Regions from separate parts of the Homo sapiens genome. Here regions 1, 2, 3 and 4 are each linked to region 5. A link is a contact called in ENCODE Hi-C or POLR2A ChIA-PET data. All regions are on one chromosome and are shown on one strand. The core of a region is the stretch at or near the end of the contact, and the rest is flanking DNA. Distances in the headings are between cores, read along the strand shown.

What was found. Hi-C counts contacts between places; a loop is a spot of excess contacts on that map. ChIA-PET counts read pairs that join two places held with the same protein, here RNA polymerase II (POLR2A). Pooled maps may share reads with other maps.
Region 1: a loop to region 5 is called in a map of ascending aorta, with 2.6 times the contacts of the local background. The contact joins two enhancer-like sites. A Hi-C loop is called at or near these places in 2 of 168 maps with a recorded cell type or tissue (ascending aorta and endothelial cell of umbilical vein) and 8 of 50 pooled maps.
Region 2: a loop to region 5 is called in a map of endothelial cell of umbilical vein, with 4 times the contacts of the local background. The contact joins two enhancer-like sites. A Hi-C loop is called at or near these places in 6 of 168 maps with a recorded cell type or tissue (CD4-positive, alpha-beta T cell, Calu3, aorta and 2 more) and 9 of 50 pooled maps.
Region 3: a loop to region 5 is called in a map of endothelial cell of umbilical vein, with 4 times the contacts of the local background. The contact joins two enhancer-like sites. A Hi-C loop is called at or near these places in 5 of 168 maps with a recorded cell type or tissue (GM12878, IMR-90, ascending aorta and 2 more), 2 of 37 single-sample maps with no recorded cell type and 9 of 50 pooled maps. POLR2A ChIA-PET finds 5 or more read pairs at or near these places in 1 of 52 experiments (endothelial cell of umbilical vein).
Region 4: a loop to region 5 is called in a map of GM12878, with 4 times the contacts of the local background. The contact joins the promoter of LINC02852 here to the enhancer-like site in region 5. A Hi-C loop is called at or near these places in 3 of 168 maps with a recorded cell type or tissue (GM12878, endothelial cell of umbilical vein and naive thymus-derived CD4-positive, alpha-beta T cell), 3 of 37 single-sample maps with no recorded cell type and 11 of 50 pooled maps.

What each region holds. Positions count from the first base shown.
Region 1 is chr15:95,872,403-95,876,599 of GRCh38, forward strand. No RefSeq gene overlaps it. Among named protein-coding and RNA genes, the nearest start is that of LINC00924, 440 kb to the left of the region's middle. Within about 2 kb of position 2,934, at least 7 of the 41 ENCODE cell types and tissues checked have a DNase peak (open chromatin) inside an H3K27ac peak, as active enhancers do; they include ascending aorta, where a contact is called at or near this core.
Region 2 is chr15:96,159,617-96,163,711 of GRCh38, forward strand. All of the region lies in intron 3 of NR2F2-AS1 (NR2F2 antisense RNA 1), which reads right to left. All of the region lies in intron 1 of LOC112268156 (a long non-coding RNA gene), which reads left to right. Among named protein-coding and RNA genes, the nearest start is that of NR2F2-AS1, 170 kb to the right of the region's middle. Within about 2 kb of position 1,340, at least 9 of the 41 ENCODE cell types and tissues checked have a DNase peak (open chromatin) inside an H3K27ac peak, as active enhancers do; they include endothelial cell of umbilical vein, where a contact is called at or near this core.
Region 3 is chr15:96,045,806-96,049,577 of GRCh38, forward strand. All of the region lies in intron 1 of LOC112268156 (a long non-coding RNA gene), which reads left to right. LOC105370998 (a long non-coding RNA gene) reads right to left here. Exons shown (of 4, transcript XR_001751688.2): 2 at 2,729-3,772; 3 at 984-1,090. Among named protein-coding and RNA genes, the nearest start is that of NR2F2-AS1, 280 kb to the right of the region's middle. Within about 2 kb of position 1,791, at least 4 of the 41 ENCODE cell types and tissues checked have a DNase peak (open chromatin) inside an H3K27ac peak, as active enhancers do.
Region 4 is chr15:94,587,497-94,591,665 of GRCh38, forward strand. LINC02852 (long intergenic non-protein coding RNA 2852) reads right to left here and starts at 1,760. Exons shown (of 3, transcript XR_932641.4): 1 at 1,601-1,760.
Region 5 is chr15:95,257,889-95,261,804 of GRCh38, forward strand. No RefSeq gene overlaps it. Among named protein-coding and RNA genes, the nearest start is that of LETR1, 67 kb to the right of the region's middle. Within about 2 kb of position 1,708, at least 8 of the 41 ENCODE cell types and tissues checked have a DNase peak (open chromatin) inside an H3K27ac peak, as active enhancers do; they include ascending aorta and endothelial cell of umbilical vein, where a contact is called at or near this core.

The sequences.
Region 1 (4,197 bases), core at 1,684-4,183, 620 kb after region 5:
TACACTGGTGCCAGTTTCCTTTCATATCCTAATGTATTATAATTAGCACATAATGAGCAAAGAGAACAACCAGCGGTGGCTGTCATCACCATCTTGGTTTTGGCAGGTTTGGCCACTTCTTTACTGCATCCTGTTTTATCAGCAGAGTCTTTGTGACCTGTATATTGTGAAACCAGGCCTGCCGAATACCTATCTCAATGCCATAAAGGGAGATGGTGATGAACTCTTTTAAGAAAATAACTATGCACCACCAGTGCTGGACTCCCAGGCCAGCTCTGCAGTAATGAAGACGCAGCCTGCTCTTGACTCCCACTTCAGGAATGTTGCTAAGCATGCTTGATTTGTCATCTCACCCTACTCTCTCTCCCTACCTATTTGGTTTCTAATAATTAGAAGGGAGCTCACTATAGTTTCTGACATTTTTTTCCAAGTCATTAACAATCATTCTGCTAGTTTTGAGGCTGAAGATTTTGATGTTTACACATCTGCAAGCTGAGGCAATTAGACCACAACTGCCACCTGGAAAGCCATGATTATAAGATACCTTCTATGGTAGGGCACAGTCTGCTTTCAAGATTGTTAAAATGTGAGAAAATACTAGAATTGAATAAATATGGTAGTCACGTGTACTGAGTCCTTACTTGTGCCAGACATTGAATTAATAACTATAGATTAACTCATTTAATCTTGGTAACATGTCAAAGTAGATGTATCTACCTACCTCCAGAGGAAGAATTTCCCAAACCGAGGCTCTTGATAAGAAAAAAACTATAATCTGAACCTTAATTTGTCTAGTTCTCAGCGTTACAATATGAGGCTGTGGGGAGAAATAATCACAAGCAATTTACAGGCGGCAAAGGAAAACTCAAGGCTGTTGAGTGATTTTGCTTACTCTATGTGGCAAAATTGGGATTATTGTTCAATATTCTTTTACTTGGCCTATGAAGATGCAATCTAGATCTATGCTGTATGTAATTACAACCTACATTTCAGGTCTGGATTGTAAACCTTTCCCAAATAGAGAAATTGAACAGGGAAAATATGGTTGTGTTTTTCCTTTGGGACTTGTTGCAATGGCAATGCCAAATACAGAGAGTTACAAATACCTTTCTTCTTGCTGTCAAGAGGGTTACCTTGGTCAGAACCCCAAAGGCACGTTTCCCCGTGCTCCATGGTCAGGGTTGGGGTGAACACAGTATGCCCAGGTGTGAATCTTCTGTGAATTTCTCCGGAGTCTCTCAGTGTCACTTATATTTGGCTCACCTCTGACCCACCTTCTAGAAGGCTAGTCCCCTTCCTGAATATATACTCCTTCTTTCTGGGTCAAATGTAGAGAGAGTGAGGAAGTTAATTGGATCCTGGATATCCTTGTAAGGGTTTTTGACAGCTTCAGCTATTCCACAATTCCAGCCCACCGTTCACATTGCTATGAAATGAATACTTACACCCAGTGGTTAATCTATGTTTCTCCATTAGATCCTATCAACAAGGTGAAATTACCCATTAAGAAAAGCCTACCTTGAGGTGAAAAAAACATAGTTTTTCTGCTTCTGTTGCAAACCCCCACAGGAAACTGATGAATTCAATTTCAAACCCAAATTGAGAAATTTAAGCTCAAATTCCATTTCCTTTCAGCTCAAATTAGACATTTTTATGCAAATAAAATGAAATAAGGGCTTAAGGATGGTTTAAAAAAAAAAATTCACTGGGTATTTTGGACACCAAAAATGTTAAAAATAGTAATAAAAGAAGAGTTCAATGAGTTAAGTGTAAATAAATCAGGAACATATGGGTCAAATTTTCTTAATATACACTCGGGCTTAAAATTAAGTGAAATGTACAAGGAAACACTTTTTCTGGTGGTGATGAAACAAGAACATTTGAAAAGAAATTGGCAATATTTGAGAAATCTCAAGTACAGCCAATTCCGCCCATCTCTTGGTGACAAAAACCTGGAGACCATACAGTCATCATTAGGGAAGGGATACAGTGTCCTAATTGAGGACATTGGAGAAAGAATTTTTTTTTTTTCCGCAGAGCTTTAACTCTTATGTGTACATAATTATTTCATTCTGGTTAAAAAAAAGTAGAGACATACGCTAAAAATGTTCTGACTTGGCTTCTCATGGTATATTAAAAGCATACTGTAGAGGAACAGACTTAAAGTTTGGGGGTTTAACCCCAGGGAGAGAAAATTATGGTTCTTTCCATTTATCCATGAACCCTGCAGCTGGTAAGACTGCACTCTGTTAGTAATTACACTGAACAGATGAGGGACTTTTTAATTTTTTTTTTATTTTGACCTGCAGTTAAACAAAATTTGCTTGTTTTATTTTTGGTTTAAAAATGATGAGGCAGCACCAACCCCAGTTTCACCCCAGAGCTGTTGATTTTTCCCCCTCCTTCCTAATTTGTTTCAGACTATGAGTGCACAGAGTTCCATTTTAGTGGGAAACATTTGCTGCCAAGACCTTCAGGGGTTTTATCTGCAGTTTATTTTGTTAACTACAAGTTTAAGATTGTTGTGAGTTGTTATTTTTTTTTTCTATCACACTTTGAAACAGAAAAGTTCATCTTTTGCTTTTAGGAAACAGGTTTAAAACAAAACAGAGGGAAAGATGAGTTTGGAGTCTTCTAAAAATCAACAAAGGACTGAAACCAATGGTGGCTATAAAGAGGCATAATAAAATAATACAAATGAATTCACTGCCTTAAAGGTTTAGCGCATAGTACGCACTCCACTCCCACCCTTCCCGTTGTAATTCAAATTTAACACTAATAAAAGAGAGGAACTAAAGATAATTGGCTAGAATCAAGCATTACATATCAGGCATTTCACAAGCTGACCCAGCTAAGCAACTGCAACTCAATGCATTTCAACTTACGAGTTCAGAACAAAAAACAATGGTTCATGAGGTGGAAAGAATGTGGTACAACACCCCATGGCCCTGGCTGGTATTTATAAAGTTTTGGCAAAATTTCATAACAAATTTTAAAATAATGTGAAAGTGGCCTGTTTCCGGTTTCTACCATGCACCATGCCCGTCATGAGGATGTTGTGGTTGGGGCAAATATCCAAAGATTTGCCTGGCAACAGAAATGGAACAGACTGACTGCAAATAATCCTCACGTTTGCACAGTGCCCTTTGCTTTTATGTTTCAAAGACCTTTCACATAGATCCTTCCATTTGATCTCACAAGAAGCCTAGTAGACCTGGCTGGTGTTGTTTTGCTGCTGATGAAACCAAGATAAAGAGAGATGAGAGACTTGCTCAAGGGCACAAGTCAAAGAGGATTATGACAGAAAAATTAAACCCATTTTTCCAGCTCAAGACCAAAGAATTCTCCATTAATATTTATATGGGGAATAGCTACACCAAATCCTTTTTTTTTTTCACTCCCTTTTCCCTCCTCTCTATAGGTCTTCTACTGTCTGTCACTACAGTCACACAGGATTTCGTGGGTGTCCCCAAGAGGACAAGTGGGACCCCACTGGATAAAGCACAGCAAATGAGTAATCTGAAGCTGACACACCTTTCCATAAGAACTATTGCTCTCAATTCACTGGTTTATATTTTTTCAAAACAGGAAAAGAAAATAATCCAGTTTAAAAACCAATGGAATCTTTGGCTGCTATCATTTAAATCCAAAGTAAGCTATCCAATCTATAAAATTTAGCCAAATATATATCTTTGTCCATGATGTGCATCTTTTTCAAGTTGAAATATAAGACGCTATGCCCCTTGGGTGAATGGCACTGCATCTGAAGGGCCCACGGTGTACTGGAAAGAATAAAGGCTGTGGGCAAATGTTTTACTCCTACCGCTTCACAGTTACGCAACTTGGGAAGCATTATTGAACCTCAATGAATCTTAGCATCTTCTATAAAATTGTTCATTTAACCTTCAGAGAATTCTCGTGAAGACTAAATCAGACAGCACATATAATGCATCCACAAAATGTGAGCCCCCTTTGTTCTAGTCTTTTAGACATTCTCACTCACGGATGCTCAGGGAGTTCATTCTATAGCTTTGGTTTTCAGGATGTAATCCTGGCCTGTAGTTGTATCTGTGTAACTGTCCTTTGGCCAAATTAATTATGGTGTAATTTGCACGGAGTAAAATGGTGCAAGGTTGGAAAATGCTGTAATGCAAGTTTTTCCCACAAGAGACCTGACCACCCATTCATTGGTGGGTT
Region 2 (4,095 bases), core at 90-2,589, 900 kb after region 5:
CATTTAATTTGTAAAGTATTATCTGTAACTGATGTGAAACTTCAAATAGTGTGTGTATATATATATATATATATATATATATATATATATATATACATATATCTTCTCTCTAGGCTTGCCTGGACTATTGGCTATGTTTCGATGAACAGATTCAACATGATAAAATATATGAACATGACCAATAGTCCTCTTTCAAGATGAAGGACAGACTAGGATCCGGTTTTCCTCTTAGTTCCTCCTTAAATCCATGCTCATTTCGTCTGAAAATATTTAAAGATATACCTGTGAGTGCTGAATCATCACCCCCTCATGACAAATAAATGAACATTACGTGATTACTGCACAGGTGAAAATGTATTTGATATTTCTAATTACGACTAGAATTGTATGAGTTAATCTTAGAATCCCCAGATTTATCAGTGATCCTACATAGCCAAACTAATTGCTTCTATTCCCCACCATCAGGCAGAAATCATTAAAAAAAAAAAAAAAGCAGAGGGAAACCAATCACTCAGGCACATTGTATGTTAAGTTTCTCCCACTAGTTCCACATGATTTTTTTTTTTCATGCACTGGAATAGACTCTGAAACAACACATAGAAATAAAACCTGGGTCTGAAAAGCTATCTTAAAACATTTTCCTTAAGACTTTTTAATGATTTTCAGAATCATTAATTTTTTTCAAATGAAACGCACATGCTCTTGTTGCTTCTTTCCTGAGCATAGCTTTTCATTCCTCCTCATCTTTTTCCCCCTTCCAAATCTATTTATTGCTTGTTGTTCTTGGCTCTTTCTCACTTTCCATTTTTCATGATTAGTTCTTTATGATCGTGTGTTTCCTTTTCTTCTCCCCGCCGTGGCTGCCAGCCCAGTTGTTCTCTCCGGGCCCTCGAGTTTCCCTTCACTAATGAAACAAGAGCTGCCTCCCGCCCTGGCTTTTGCCATCCAGCTGTTTCCTTTTTAAGATATAAACTCATCTTTATTCAGTGAAGTTCCTGGGCAAACCTGATTCCTTTTGCAGAAGAGTTGATAATAACCTGAGCGATTAAAAAGGTTTTAAGAGGAACGTATATCTGGAAAACTTGGGAGCGGGTGGAAGGAGGGTAAATAGAAAATGAAATTCATTTTTGAAAGATTCTGAGGAAAAAAGAACAACAACAACAACAAGCATTTTCCTTAATGTTTTAATCCTCCTCGGCAGCTCATGGTGGCAGCCTGGCCTTGAGCATTCTCCTGGAAGTCCATCCACTCCTTCCCAGCAACTTTCACCTCCTACCTTGCCTGCTTAACATTTCTTGGCCTCTGTGAAAGTAGCCTAGCTAACACTGCAAACCTGGATTGTATATGATTAGGTGGTGAAAAGGTGCCAACCTGAAGTGTAGCCTGCCAAGTCAAGTCAATTTACTGTGATGCTTTGACTGTGCAAGCAGGTCTTAATCCCTCTTTAATCTCCCATGTGCCCTTGACATCATGGAAATTACTGGCAAAGCTAATGGCATCAGATGAACCCTGGTAACTCTTTCAGAAAAGGTTCCCTGAACAAAATAACCTGTTTACTTCCTAAGTTTTCAAATCCCCCAAATATATCAAGAAAAAACGAATTAGCCCACAGCTATCATCTTACCAAAACAGAGGGGCTAATTCTTTCTCAGTATTATAACTGATAAGACCTCATGTGACTTGGAATTTATATTCTACCCAAGCATCGGTTGAGTGTGTTATAGTTAAGACTTGATTGATTAGATAAAGGGGTTTCCTAGTAGCTCTAGCTGCTCTGACTTTTAGGGAAACTTTTTCCTTTAAATCTGAGAATCCCTTCCTTTTCTGAAAACACTTGTTCTGATATAAAATTTCCAATGGAATCATTTTTCACCAGAAAACTAAAGAAACAAAAGCAAAAAGAAAACAAACAGAAAGGAAACAGAAGAAAAAGGAATTTAAAAAGTATTTATCGGATATAATCTCACCTGAAAACAATTATCAAGCAAGATAAAAATCAGCATCTACATTGGACAGAAATGGGATTATAACAACAGTAGTTCTTCACCATTTACAAAACACTTTCCCACATATATATATAGAGAAAAAGAATACATCTCTCTGTGATATATATCTCACATATATATTATATAAAAAATAGAAATATATAGAATAGAAATATATATAGAAAATAGAAAATATATAGAAAGAAGACAGATAGATGATAGATAGATAGATAGATAGATAGATAGATAGATAGATAGATAGATAGATGGGAGATAGAAAGTTAGAGTTCTTTGATGACAAGCCTCAAATGTCCCAAAATAAAGATTTTCTTAGAACTCGCATGAATCAGAATGTGTATCCTGGATACTTGCAGCGTGAGGGTTCTCTTCTATGGGAACCTCTCAGAAGATTCTCCTGTCTTAGAAGGAAAAGAGCCTGAGAGGACAGGTCTGATCTTGACTACCACATTTTATTCTCTAATCAACTCCGGTAAAAATAATTCCAGAATCTCCTCAATAAAGAAGAGTGACACCCATTTCCTGTCCTTTTGCATGGTTTCACACCTAGTGTCTATGAGCCCAGGAAGAATCCCTTGAGTCCTACCAGGAAAGGAAGGCAGGAAGATCTTGGATCCTGAAAAATGAAACTTGCTTGATTTTGATATGAATACCTGCCCCACCATGCATGCCAACTGATATCATAGCTCAGAATTCTTCCTGACCCCTGGTTTCCGTTGCCTGGCTGACCTTTCAACATCCCCTGTGCCTGCTGTTTCCCTCCCTAGCTCTGACTCACAACACATCTCATTGCAACCATTGGACTCTGAGACATTGTCCCCAAGGTAGATCCCAACCTCTGGATTCTGTTTGTCCCTCTGCCCTCCAGAGAAATATTGGTCTGAGGTTCCCTTTGGCCTTACCTGCCCACAGTTCCTCCCAGTCTTGTCATCAGGCCAGGAGCAGGGCAAGATATGAGTCCCAGGGACTGTGTGCTCACAGCAGCTGTGCCCAGAGATTAAGCTATGAGAAGCCAGGCGGTCTGGGAAAAGTGAACTGCTAACCTCTCTAGTTGCACTCCAAACTTTGACCTCTGTAAATCCAACCAAGAAAAGTTGGTGAGAGCTCTAAAACTTGGTTCCAGCAACTCCTCCTTGGAATTTATCAAGGGAAAAAGAATTTAACTAAAAGGTACTTCTCAGTCGTCTCTGTGTCATCAATGACAATATTTAATTTTCTGTTTTTAGGTTGAGAATAATCTTTAAATACACTAATGTGTAATTTAAGATTGATCTTCCCAAAGTTAAAAAAATGCCACTCCTCATTGTTGCCAGGTCATTCTTCTTTATTAGCAACAAGAAAAAAATAGAGACGGGCTTGATACATGAATACAGATGGATTTAGCATGAAGCTAATGAAGCTTGAGCTTCGACTCCTATGCAGATTCCTTCCAATGCCTTGGGAGGGACCGTAGCAATTTTGTTTCACTTTTATTATATATATATATATATTTTTTTAAAAGCCCTAAAAATTGTATACTCTTCATGCCCCACAAAACCTGGACCCCGCCCCCAAGTAAGTAAATTACGGATTTCTGCCAAGTGAAGGTTAAATGATGTTCCAGTATTCTGTGTGGACCAAAGTTTTGCAGTAGTTTAAATACAGAAAAGTGTTAAGGAATTGTCTTATACATTACAAGGAAATATAGGCATACTAAAATCAAAACATCATCAGCATACCAGTTGGAACAAAATTAATGCTGTGAGTAGCAATTAAACGTTAGCAAACCATTGTCCATCACATTAAGTCAGTGTTGTTAATTTGAAGGCTGAGTTTGTCATTTTCTTTGAATTCAATTTGTAAATTTGTTTTGGATTTGCAATTGTATAAGAGCCATAAATTTCAGGAATATATGCCTACTTTCAAGTTTGTATATGCTCTAGGAATATTAGACTATGAAGTCATTTAAATTCAGGGAAAGGAAAATAAGGAAAGAAGGAAGGAAGGAGGGAGGGAGGGAGGGAAGAAGGGAAGGAAGGAAGGAAGAAGGGAGGGAGGAAGGGAAGGAGGGAAGGAGGAAGAAGGAAAGAAAGAAGAGAATTCAATCAAGAAC
Region 3 (3,772 bases), core at 541-3,040, 790 kb after region 5:
TTCCAAAGAAGCCACAAAAAGGCAAAATCCTTGATCCTGTTTTGATCATGGAATGTTTGCTCTGAAAACTTTTACAAATAGCTTGCTCACTTTACTCCTCACCTAAATCTTCGAGAAAACAGATATTTGAGAAAAAAAAAATCTCAGTGATTTTCATATAGTATGAGCCAATCTTTCACCACATGCAAACACAAAGAACAACAATAACTGTGTTCACGCGTTCCAAGTCTTTGCTGATTCAGTGCCCAGCTCGTGCTAGGTGTGGGTCTGGGCTCAAGAGTTAAGCCTTGGTGGCTGGGCGCAGTGGCTCACACCTGTAATCCCAGCACTTTGGGAGGCCGAGGCGAGTGGATCACGAGGTCAGGAGATCAAGACCATCCTGGCTAACATGGTGAAACCCCGTCTTTACTAAAAAAAAATACAAAAAATTAGCTGGGTGTGGTGGTGGGCGCCTGTAGTCCCAGCTACTCGGGAGGCCGAGGCAGGAGAATGGCGTGAACCCGGGAGGCGGAGCTTGCAGTGAGCCGAGATTGCGCCACTGCACTCTGGCCTGGGCAACAGAGCAAGACTCCATCTCAAAAACAAACAAACAAACAAACAAACAAAAAACAGTTAAGCCCTGGACAGAAACCTGCGTGGAATGTGGCAGGCCCAGGGAATATCCAGGGAAGAACATTTTGGACAAAGGGGACACTACAAGCAATGACTCTGCTCATTCATCCAAGCAGGAGGGTGAAAAGCGAGTTTGAGTAACAGAAAGGTGGTAGGGCCACAGCAGAGTGAGCGAGGTAGGAGGGTGAGGAAAGGCTCCCAGAAAGTGAAAGGAAACTGAGTCAGAGCCAAACATGAAAAACATTATGATGCTAATGGAAAGATTTGTTTGTAAAAATTCCTTTTTCTAAGTGAGATGAGAAGCTTGAGCAAGGTGAGAAATAGGAGTGGTTTTAGTAACAGAGTAACAGGATTCCAGAACAAATACTTACGAAGGATTGCAGGGTTCTAAGCGTGAGACGGTGGTGGTGGATTGGACCAGAATCACAAGGAAATACCTCCAAAAGGCCTGCAGTTTCTTCCTGCTCCACTAAATGGTCTTGAAGTGAATAAAAAGAATTGCATAGGGCTAATGAGAAAACGTGGTAAGTATTTTGGAATTCAGTGCCATCTGCACAAAATCCCAGCCAAAGGGGTTCCCCACTGCCCCACCCCAGTTCAGTGACCCCACACATAACTGAGAAAGTGGGCAAACAGCTTGGCTCCAATTTCCTTATGTAGGAAGATTAATATTACATGAGTCAATGAATCTTCACTTCTCAAATTTGCCACAAATGAAAGAACTTCCTCTGCCCCCTCAAAACATCTGGATGCTGCCTGCTGGGGCCTCAAATCCAAGTGAAAACATCTGGGTGTCAGTGAAAAGGTAGAAACGGGTGGCATCTAAATAGGATTTTGAAAAGTTACTCAAATAACAGCGTTTTGTTGTTGTTGTTTTTAAGTTCAGCCCTGTGCTGTGTAAATCTACAGTGTACTTAGACGGGCTTGTGTATTTTTTCACTCATCAGCACTGCCCACATTATGGGAAAGAGATAAGGCTTGAGGAGAAAGAAATGTAGCTATGTACGTAAGCATGCCTTTCTCAGTTCATCCGACTGTTAACTACTGTTCAGTAGTTAACATGTTCATGTTCATGCAGCCCTTTTTGTTCTTTCTGCTTCGGGTAGTCAGGTTCCCCTCTGTGACTCTGGAAATCTGGAATCCGTGGGCAATTCTGGCCCTAGCCACTTGGAACTCCCACTCTGCATGCTTTTTGTATGACTGCCTTTCACTCAGGAGGTTCGAAAAATAGAAGCAGTATGCATGCGGGAGAAATGTGTGCGTTAGTCATTTTATTCAGTGCATGCTATGTTGTCATCGCTGTCAAACGTAATAAAAGTGCAGCTAAAACACTTAACCACATATTGATCTGCTCCCACGTCTCCTGTAGTGAGCTTAAAGTAACAGAGCCCCCTCCTTATTCCCCCTGCGCTTTAATGCACAGGGTAGTGAGCTTCCTGTAACTGTTTATTTTGGAAACAGTTGAGGAAGCATCGACCTCAAACTTTCCCATTGTTCAGCTATTGCCATATAAATCCCTTGCATGAACTGAAATTTCTTATAAGAAATGTTAAGATGAACTTGGGTGGCTTGGTTCAAGGCTGGTTTGTTATTAGTAGGATTCTTCTTATTATTATTAGCATTATGAGTTTTGGTCATAAGTATTTTTTTTCTCTTTTAGACCATAAACTTTCAGCTCTTATTACTAGTAACTGGAATGAGAGCCACCATACACTGAATGCTCACTACATTATAAAAACACTATGCTGAGGATTTTCCATACATGCTTGTTTAAATTTGTGTCACATACCACCTCTACGGAAATATTATCTGTATTTTACAAAGAAGGAAGCTGAGGCTCAGTTGAGAAAGAAAGAGAGGGAAAGTGACCGGCTCACAATCACTCTGAGAAAACATAAATCCATGACTGATTAATTCTGAAGCTCATATTCTTAACCACTTTACTAGGTTGCAGGTTCATGTCTAGAATTGGGAAGACATCTTCCTGCTGGATTGATGCGTATGCTTGAAAGCAAAGCTAATCTTCACTGTGACCCACAGTCACAATCTGGAAATCGGGACTCAAATTCCCAGCCTCCCTTGCATCTTCCCAACGTGCCACCTGCAGGATACATACCGTGAGAGCTGGATTCAGACACCTGGTGGAGTTTCCATTTTGTTGGTAGGGGTAGCCACATTAGCCACCAGCTTTGGGTTGCAAAGTTGAGTTCTCCAGGCAGGCTTGGCTTCCATCAGTGCAGAGAACAGCAGTGACTGTAGAAAAATTCTCAGTCCTCTGTTCAATAAAGCAGCAATGACAACTGTCTCTTCATGTCAGTGTCACGGTTTGGGGGCATGTTTTGGGATATGTTTCTGGAAGCTTAGCCTTAAATCTGTTTCTCTAGTTCCCCAGTGATGCTATAAGCTATTTAATTTTCTTTATTAAACCTCTTTTCCCTTTAACCTAGCTGAAGTGGAGTCTGTTGTTTGCAACTTAGACAACACAGACAGGGAACACAAATAGAGGAAATGTATATATTTCTTTACTCGCAACTGTTTCTCTAGTGAGCTGTAATTTTATGCCATCACTAGCACCCTACAGGAACTATCTCACTCCCCGTGGGAATGGATGAGGCTATTCTGTGTGAAAAATATTCACCTTTTCCTGCTCTGACATGGGAGTAGGAAAGCAGAATCTTAGGGCAGTGAAGAGCTCCTCTACTTGGGCGAAAAGGAAGCTTTCTCAAAGAAGCCCATCCACAATGGATACAGACGTGTTCTGTTATTGGCAGGCTTGAAAACATCATTCTTTACAATCATGCCCAACTCCCTGGGAGTGAAAAAGCTGAATTGTACACAGGGGTTTCCCGCTTTCTTCGAGTTGTGTTTACTTCTCTCTACTGATTCCACACATTTCCAGATAAATTTAGGCTCCATTTCATCTCAATAAAGCAAAATCTGTTCAACTATGTCAACAAGTAGAAAAGCTTTCTACTCAAATGTTATTTTTGTCCAGGAACACAGGATGAGGACCAGAACAGAAGAGGTGAGGTATGTGGCAATCTTGACCCAAATAGAAATCTGAGATAACCCAACCCCAGCTTATGCAAAAGGGTACAGGCAGATAGCACAGTATTTCAGGCTCAATGGGGAGCAGCCAGCAGTCAGAGGTGTGGGCTGA
Region 4 (4,169 bases), core at 510-3,009, 670 kb before region 5:
GACAGCTTAGCCGGTCTTGCACTGGTCTGCTTTGTTACTAAGTAAATGCTCTTCCGTGCAGATCAATTGGAGGTGCTTTACTAGTTTGGCATTCCTAGCAAAAGGCATATTTGTTCTTGCCTACCTGGCTTTCTGAGATGCATTTAATTCGAAAACACCTTCACTCTCTTTGCATCTGTGTTTCCCCTTTGGGAAGTGGGAAGGGTGGGAAAGCCCGTAAGTGGGTGATAACAGCTCCCATCCAAAGAGAACTCCATTTACTTTCATCTCCTTCATAATGGCACAGAAAATGGAGCATAAAAATACCCCGTGGAAGGTTAAGTGCTCTGTACTAACAGTGGAGGATATGGAGGAGGCAATGAAGCGAAGGTCGGAATGAACAGGGAGGGGTGAGTTCACATGTGGGTGGTTTCTTTCTTTTCTTTTCTTTTCTTTTTTTGCCTCCTCTTTTACTACTGTTCAAATGAAGCTATGTGATACAACACTTAATAATAAAGGGAAATTGCACAGCAGATAGGCAAGGTGACCACTTTTGACAAGAGTCCCTATCAAATCAGGTAATCCAGAGTGGTATGCTACATTCAGCAAACCAGAACAAGGCCATCTTGTCTTCTAAGAAAACCTGAGGCCAGGTTTATATTCCAAGTCTGTTGTGAGGGATGGGCAGAACCGGATGGGGCTGGGTCCAAGGGGTCATTCTGTTCAACATCTAGGACAGCTGTGTTGGACAATGGTGTGCTTTTAGTTTAAGGAACCCGGGGTCCAGGCTTGGGATGGCATTGGAGCTTTAGACATGGTTTCCTTGGTTCATTCACTCAATGAATACTGAGTGCCTTATATATGCCAGACATTGACGTAGGTAGGCAATGAATAAGTCACACAAGGACTCTGTTCATGTCACAGATTCATTCTAGCAAAGAGAGTGGCACAAATATAACAGACATATATGTATATATATATAATTTTAATTATAATAAAGTGACAAAGTGGAGGGTAAAACTGTCAGTCTTTTTATTCAAAGACCTTTCATTCAAACCCTGATATTTCCTTAAGTGACTTAAATAAACTCCAAATGACTTCTCATGGCATTTAAGATCCTGCACAATCTAATTCCTACTATACTTCCAAAATTATTTTTTTTCTCCTTTCATCATTCCTCAGGACACACCTGTACATTTCAGTGTTGTGAAGCATAGCTCTGGTATCAGACTGCCTAGGTTCAAATCTCAGCTATGGCACTCATTAGCTATATGACCTTAGGTAAGTTACTCAGCCTCTGTGAGCCTTAGCTTTGACTTCTGTAAGATGAGTAGAATACGATTGCTATCTCCCTGGGTGACTGTGAAAATCAGACGAGATCATGGATATGAGAGGGCAGCATTCATACTAAAGTAAGATATGACTTACTTGGAAGTATTAATGACTACATTATAATAAAAGTTTATGTGTGTATTCATATATATATATTCTATATTTAATCTAACAGTGACTCTGTTCTGAGTCAGAATATATCTTAATGCCACATAGTAAGCCTTAGACTGTGCCTATTTTACTATTCATGCACAGTGGATAGATGCTGAATAAAATATAGTCAACTCACTGGTGTCTTGCGGTGATGGCAGAGATCCTTAACTAGGAGGAATGCTGTTTCAGAGGGCTCAGAATGGGTAATTAGGAGACTGTCACAAGGAAGCGTGAAGAACTGCACTCTTTAGCTTAAAGAACTGCAGTTGGGAGCCATATGATGAGAATCCATGTGTGCCACTTGGCAACATTAGAATTCCAAAACAGAGTGATCTTTAAAGATTCCCTCCCCTTGCAGCTGGGTGGAGAGGTGATCTGGGCTGCTCTGGAAACAGCGGTGAGCCTTTTATCATTTAAATATTATTCCATCGGGGGCAGAAAAGGGGGACAAAATACTGAAAATAAAAGTTAATTAAAAAATAAAATCAAGAGAAATGTCTCTCAGAGGCCACCTCTGGTACAGAGACCACCTGTCATTAAGCATTTTCCTGTCTATAAACCCAAGATTGGAAGCTGATCGACTCTTCTCTTGTTTAATTTTTAATGCCTCCTGTCTGGTCTCTGTGGTAGCTATTATAAACAGAGGCTGTCACATAGATATGTACCTTGCCCAGAGAAAAAGTGATGCTTCCCACTACCAGAACTGATATCCACTGGGCAAAACCTGCAGTGGGATTTATTACTTGCCTTGGAGAATTTGCTCTTGCATTGATGCAAGTCTCTCCTCTCCTTGTGGGTGGATTAATATAATAATAGAGGAAGAGAATGTCGTTGAGAAAAGAGAATAAATGGTGGCTCCTGAGCAACAGGGTATCTTCAGATCCTAATTTTCACCTTTCTGGTTCCTTGGGTCACTCATTCAATACAAATTTATTGAGCATCTACTATGTGCCATGCATTGTTGTATGTACTGAGGTCAAAGCAACAAAGCCAGAGAAAAATCTTTATTCTTTTACCCCACAAGACATTCTATTGAGGAAAGGGAGAGAATAAATACTTTAACAAATAAGAGTGCTGGGCCATTTTAAATGATGAAAGGGCAAAGAAAGTAAAAGCTGGAAATATGGCACCCTGGGAAGTGGGTAGGAAAGGCCCCCTAAGGAGGTAATGGTTAAGTAATAAGGTGAGTGATGAGGAGCAGCCAAGAAGGCAAAATCACATGGAATGGCATTCCAAGAAGAGGGAATGGCAAACACAAAGGCCCTGAGTTGGAGATGAGCTTAGCTTCTTTAAGAAGCAGAGGCATTCGCTGCGTTAAGAGAAGGGACTTCAGACTTATGATGAATACAGGCAATTGAAGGTGCCAGAGGACTTTCAGGAACCTGTAAAAAGGGGGAAGATTTGGTTCTGAGATTAGGTTTCAAACCTGGGATGCAAACATTCAATTACAGCCTCATTTTGGCGAATGTGAAAGAAAAGTGTAGGAGATCATCTTTCTTGAGTGGATTCACTCAGTCGTGCTCCCTAGACATGACCTTCATGGACCTGTTGCCTTGGTCTCCAGGGACCCGTTCCCTCCTGACTATATGAATGCAGTGGTCTTTATACTGGGAGCCCTTTCTCCTTCCGTCACTCCAGGCCCCAATATTCTATCTTCCTTCTGCTTCCCTATCACCTTCCTAAAACACACCCCATAAAGCCTCCCTCCCGTTCAATAGTGGCCTTTGAATTTCAACAGGAAGAACTAGCTCCTTAGCACCCCACACAAGACACTCACAGTCTGCCCTCTGCACACCTGGATTCCACGTGGCTGCCCACCACTTCTCCACAAGCACCCATGCTTACGAAGAGCCACCTGCATCCTGGCAGCCCCCAGCACCTTGACTTCGGCTCTTCCCTGGGCTAGACGGCTCATCCTTTCCCTCAACAGGAGGAGACGCTATGTTTTTTTGTTTTTGTTTTTGTTTTTTTTTTGAGTCAGAGTCTCACTCTGTCACCCAGGCTGGAGTGCAATGGTGCAATCTCGGCTCACTGCAACCTTTCCCAAGAGAAGAAAGCCAGGCCAGGTAAAGTGTTAGATTGGAGAGGAAGAGGAGGCCAGGCAAAGTTTGCAGGGAAGAGCATTTCAGTAGGTAAAATCGCAACACCAAGGCTTGAGTTAGAAATGAACTTGGTGGGTTGATTTCTAGTTTGTACCCTCTGAGCTCTGGGCGACTGAGGGTGTTATGGGTGGAGGGGGCTGGGGAGTGCCCATAGTTTACTTAATTTTGTGCTTTCCCCAGTCCCTGCCACACACAATAAGAACTCACCCTCTTTCTGAGCTCATATTTTGAAGAAATTTAAGATAATTTAGAGGGGAACAAAAAACTTGTGGCATATTTATTAAGTGACAATATTAAAATGAATTCTGCTGCAGTTTCTATCATGAGATTTGTAAATAGCATTTAACGTTTATAATCTCATTTTTGGAGGACTTTAATTTTGTTGTTTCAGGAACGTTTATAAAGTAAAAAGGAACTCCTGGTTGCATCAGTGGGGGAAGCTGCTTGCTTCAGAGGGACCTGGGAGGAGATTTACAGAACTCCCTGTTCTTGCCCTAATTAAGGCATTTGTTACTGTTTTAATAGCTCCAAGGTACTCACTGTAGCTGGGTTTATAAACAGCTTTTTTTTTTTTTTCCAGAGGAGAGGAGATACTTCCTTTTA
Region 5 (3,916 bases), core at 458-2,957:
CCATGAGCCAAGATATTTTATGTCATTAATCCACTAGCTAGAATTTAGTTGAGGAGCTAATTCAGAGAGCTTGGAATAAAAACTTTGAGTTGGGTTTTTGGTAACTGACATGTGCTATGTTTAAATGAAATATGCTTGTTGCACCACTGACCCAAACGAGCAAAGTGCTAAGGTATTGGAGATGATTACTTATTTTACATCATCAGAAATGAAGTCTAAGGAGAAAAGGTGCCACATTTTTGCCTGCTTTTTTCTTTCCTAGGGCTATCTATACCCTTGACAAATTTGATGTTCAGAATTTTTGCCCTTTAGAAGTTTTTAGTAGAGTAATTTGAAAGACAGGTGCTCATTTAAGTGAAAACAAAATTATATATATATACATACATATCGCCATATTTTTCTCTCAAAAAGTTAAAAATGACTTGTGGATTTTGCTTAAACATTTAAAAATTCATTTTTTCAATGATCAAGAATTACCAAAATGATTGATATTTGTGTTGTTATTGTTTCTAAATATAATAGTGCTGCTTAAAATGGTCATGATATGCATTTACTTTAGATGACACTTTAGGTGACTTATAAAATGCATAGTTTAGACTGCATAGGCATTCTGAGTTTGCATTAACATAAAAAATGTGCATTCTAATCCCACTTAGGTAACATAGAGAAAAAGTCTACACATCAGGAGAAAACAACTAAAATGGAGATAGGAACTTGTTTTTTGGACACCTTTTGGCACCCACCATCACAGATTTTACAGTCTCAATTTCTCCTGCACAGATCCCACTGACAAAGGGTATTACATTTTGCTGACATCAGTGACCTGGCATCACGGAATTATTCCCTGCTTCGGTTTACAGAGGAATAAACCAGTAATTAATTATATATCAGAACATGAGAATCGACCTGGCAATAATGTACAGGCTAAGAACTCTATTTACATATGTAGGTTATTTAAAATATGTCTTGTTAAATAAATATTTAAAACACTTCCTTATTTAGCTTATACACTGTTTGGACTGAAGCTGCAATCCTCATTGCAGAATGTTCGAAAGAGTAAGAGTGTTGTCAGAGATTTTCATCTCTGCCTGACCTGCAAAATCTCCTCTTTGTGCATGGCAGGGCATACAAAAAATCTCTTTAATGAAAACAACAACATAAACTATCTCTATTGGCACTGACATAAATAATGAAAGTAGAAATTTCATCCTGAGAAAATCACAAAACTTATTTTTAGGTTGAGGGAAGTAGAACAAGAGGCCCAGGCATAAATTAATCACAATCGACATGACCACCTCAGAGAGAGCAGTTAAAAGTAGACAGTAAGGGAAACAAATGATTTCACAGAAAAATGTTCTCCTCGCTGTTGGTCTTTTTCCCCTTGTAAATATCCAGAATTGCTTTTAAAGTGGAAATAAAATAAAATACAGGACTTAAGACTTTTCCGTATCTCTCAAATCAATATACAGCCACAATTTTGAAACAACCATAATAATGAGAATACACAAGACAACTCCAATAATGTGGGAAGACAAACTTTGCAATTCACATCATGGCCACACTAAGACTCAGTTAGGGTCCCAGAAGGTATTCAATGTATTTCTGGGGGCTCAGAAATTAGCTTTTTTTGGGAGGATATCTCTATACCTGCAACTGCCCAGTTTTCTCCAGAGCATGTTTGCTCCCTTCAGAATGGAATCCCGACCATGACGATTTCTGATCCACCAGGGGGAGCAGTTCACCAGCACAAAACAAGCCTTCCCCAAAGGAAGTCGCTGAAGGCGCCTTTTCCTCTCAATTTACACAGCTGACAACGACTCTGATTTTTATCAGTTCTCCTAGATGTGGCACTCATATACCTCATACTGATTTCATATGCCTGACCTCATGCTGGTGGGATATGTGTTGTTCCATCACGGACACATATGCCCATGAGCAGGTTTTTCTGTAGGACTTGACATTCAGTCCTTGTAATTTATAGAAATTCCTTGTTTTATTATAGGAAGTAATTTAGTCTCTGCTTCTTCGCCAGCTTTTATGGACAAAACCGATAGATTTATCAAACTGCTTATTTCATACTTATTCTAGGGCAAGGACATAGTGGAGAAGCTGATCTTTGGGGTGTGTGTAAGGAGGTATGTGTGGGAGAGGTACTCCCCCGCAAGGTCTTGAAGCCAGGCATCTACCACAGCTTGCTGATAGCACCCCTTCTTTCTCCAGCAAGCCTTTTTCCTGCCCTCAGACTAGAGCCCTGGGACTCGGAAGGAAAACAGCTGCCAGAGAAAGGCCAGTGTTGGTGATAAGCTCTTTGTGTGCAAGCTCAGACTTGAGACCAGCCTGTCCAAACAAAACAGCGGTGGACTTCAGGAGAGCTGTGTATGGGTAGAGAACCTCAAGCCTGCTGGTGAAAAAGCCAACCAGAGGACTACACTAGCCCTTGTTTTGCAAATGGCTCCACAATCCACTGAAGGAATTTCCCTAGGGGCGCCAAGTTTTAACTTTGACAGAAGCCAGTCCTTTTGGCCCCTTATCCCAAGTCTCTACCCTGGCACTTCAGCTCACTGCTCTCTGACAGTCCTTACTTCTTAAGGTGTAGACTCTGATCAGCAGCTTTGGCATCAGCTGGGAAATTGTTAGACATGCAGAACCTCAGGCCCCATCCTGGACTTTTGGAGTCAAAATCTGCCTTAAAAAAAAAAAAAAAAACAGGTGACTAAAGTGCATGAAAGTTGAAACTATGCACAAAGACTCTTGTCTCTGAATAGGTCTGCTTCTATTAGGATGCAGAAAAGATGCATAGTTGTGTTCTTCAAATAGAAGTCATAGATGTCAAGATTATTACACGGCCTTATCATATACGTAACCAAACTCTCAAAGCAGCAGGGACAAAGCAGAGAATTTAGTCTTTCAAAGAAAAGACTTGGTTCTGGAACATAGCAGCTTTCTGGCACCTCATTTGTACTTCATAGGTACTGACTCCATTGGGAAGATTAAGTGAGCACCTGACACACAGAAGATTCAGTTGACCCTTCTTTTCCTCTAAAATTGAGTTTTCAATCTATGAAAATCAACCCGGGATTTGGCTATTAACATTTTTTTCTTTAACTTTACTATTTTCTGCCTTTTTTTTTGAAGGTAAGGTTTTGCTCTGTCACTCAAGCTGAAGTGCAGTGATGCAATCATAGCTCACTGCAGCAGCCTCGAATTACGGAGCCCAAACAATTCTTCTATCTCAGCCTCCCAAGTACCTCAAACTAGAGGCACACGCCAATACACACAGCGAATTTACTTTATTTTATTTTTGTAGAGATGGGGGTCTCATTATGTTACCCAGGCTGGTCTTGAACTGCTGGCCTCAAGTGATCTTCTAACTTCAGACTCCCAAAGTACTGGGATTACTGGCATGAGCCGCCTTGGCTACCTTTGCTAATATTTTATTACTTCTGAATAAACCGTGGAGAAAGAAATAAATCTTAAGCCATCCTATATATTTACTCATTAGTTGCTTTGTTTAATGGCTTTGAAGAGGAGAAAGTTGAAAGAGCTAAAATAATCATTTGAGATTTCTGATGAGATTCCAAGACTTACCTTGGACACTGTTTTATCAAGGCTAACTAAAGAAGGGGAATTTATTCTAGAAAAAATAATAAAGAACTATCTCATTAAAAATACCCCCCAAACAGCTAATTTCCAACCACACATCTGTTAATATTGTCTCCTGAACACTCACAGCTGGATGGAGTTAGTGACAGGTATTTGAGGTGTCGTAATAGGACACATTGTCTGTATTTCTTTGATGACTTAAGGAGCAATATTCTGCATTGCTCATTTTTTCTCTGGCCTTTACACTATTCTTTTGCAAATGCTGTAATGTGATATTCTGAATTTTGGCACAAATTCGTTAGAAGGCAAAACT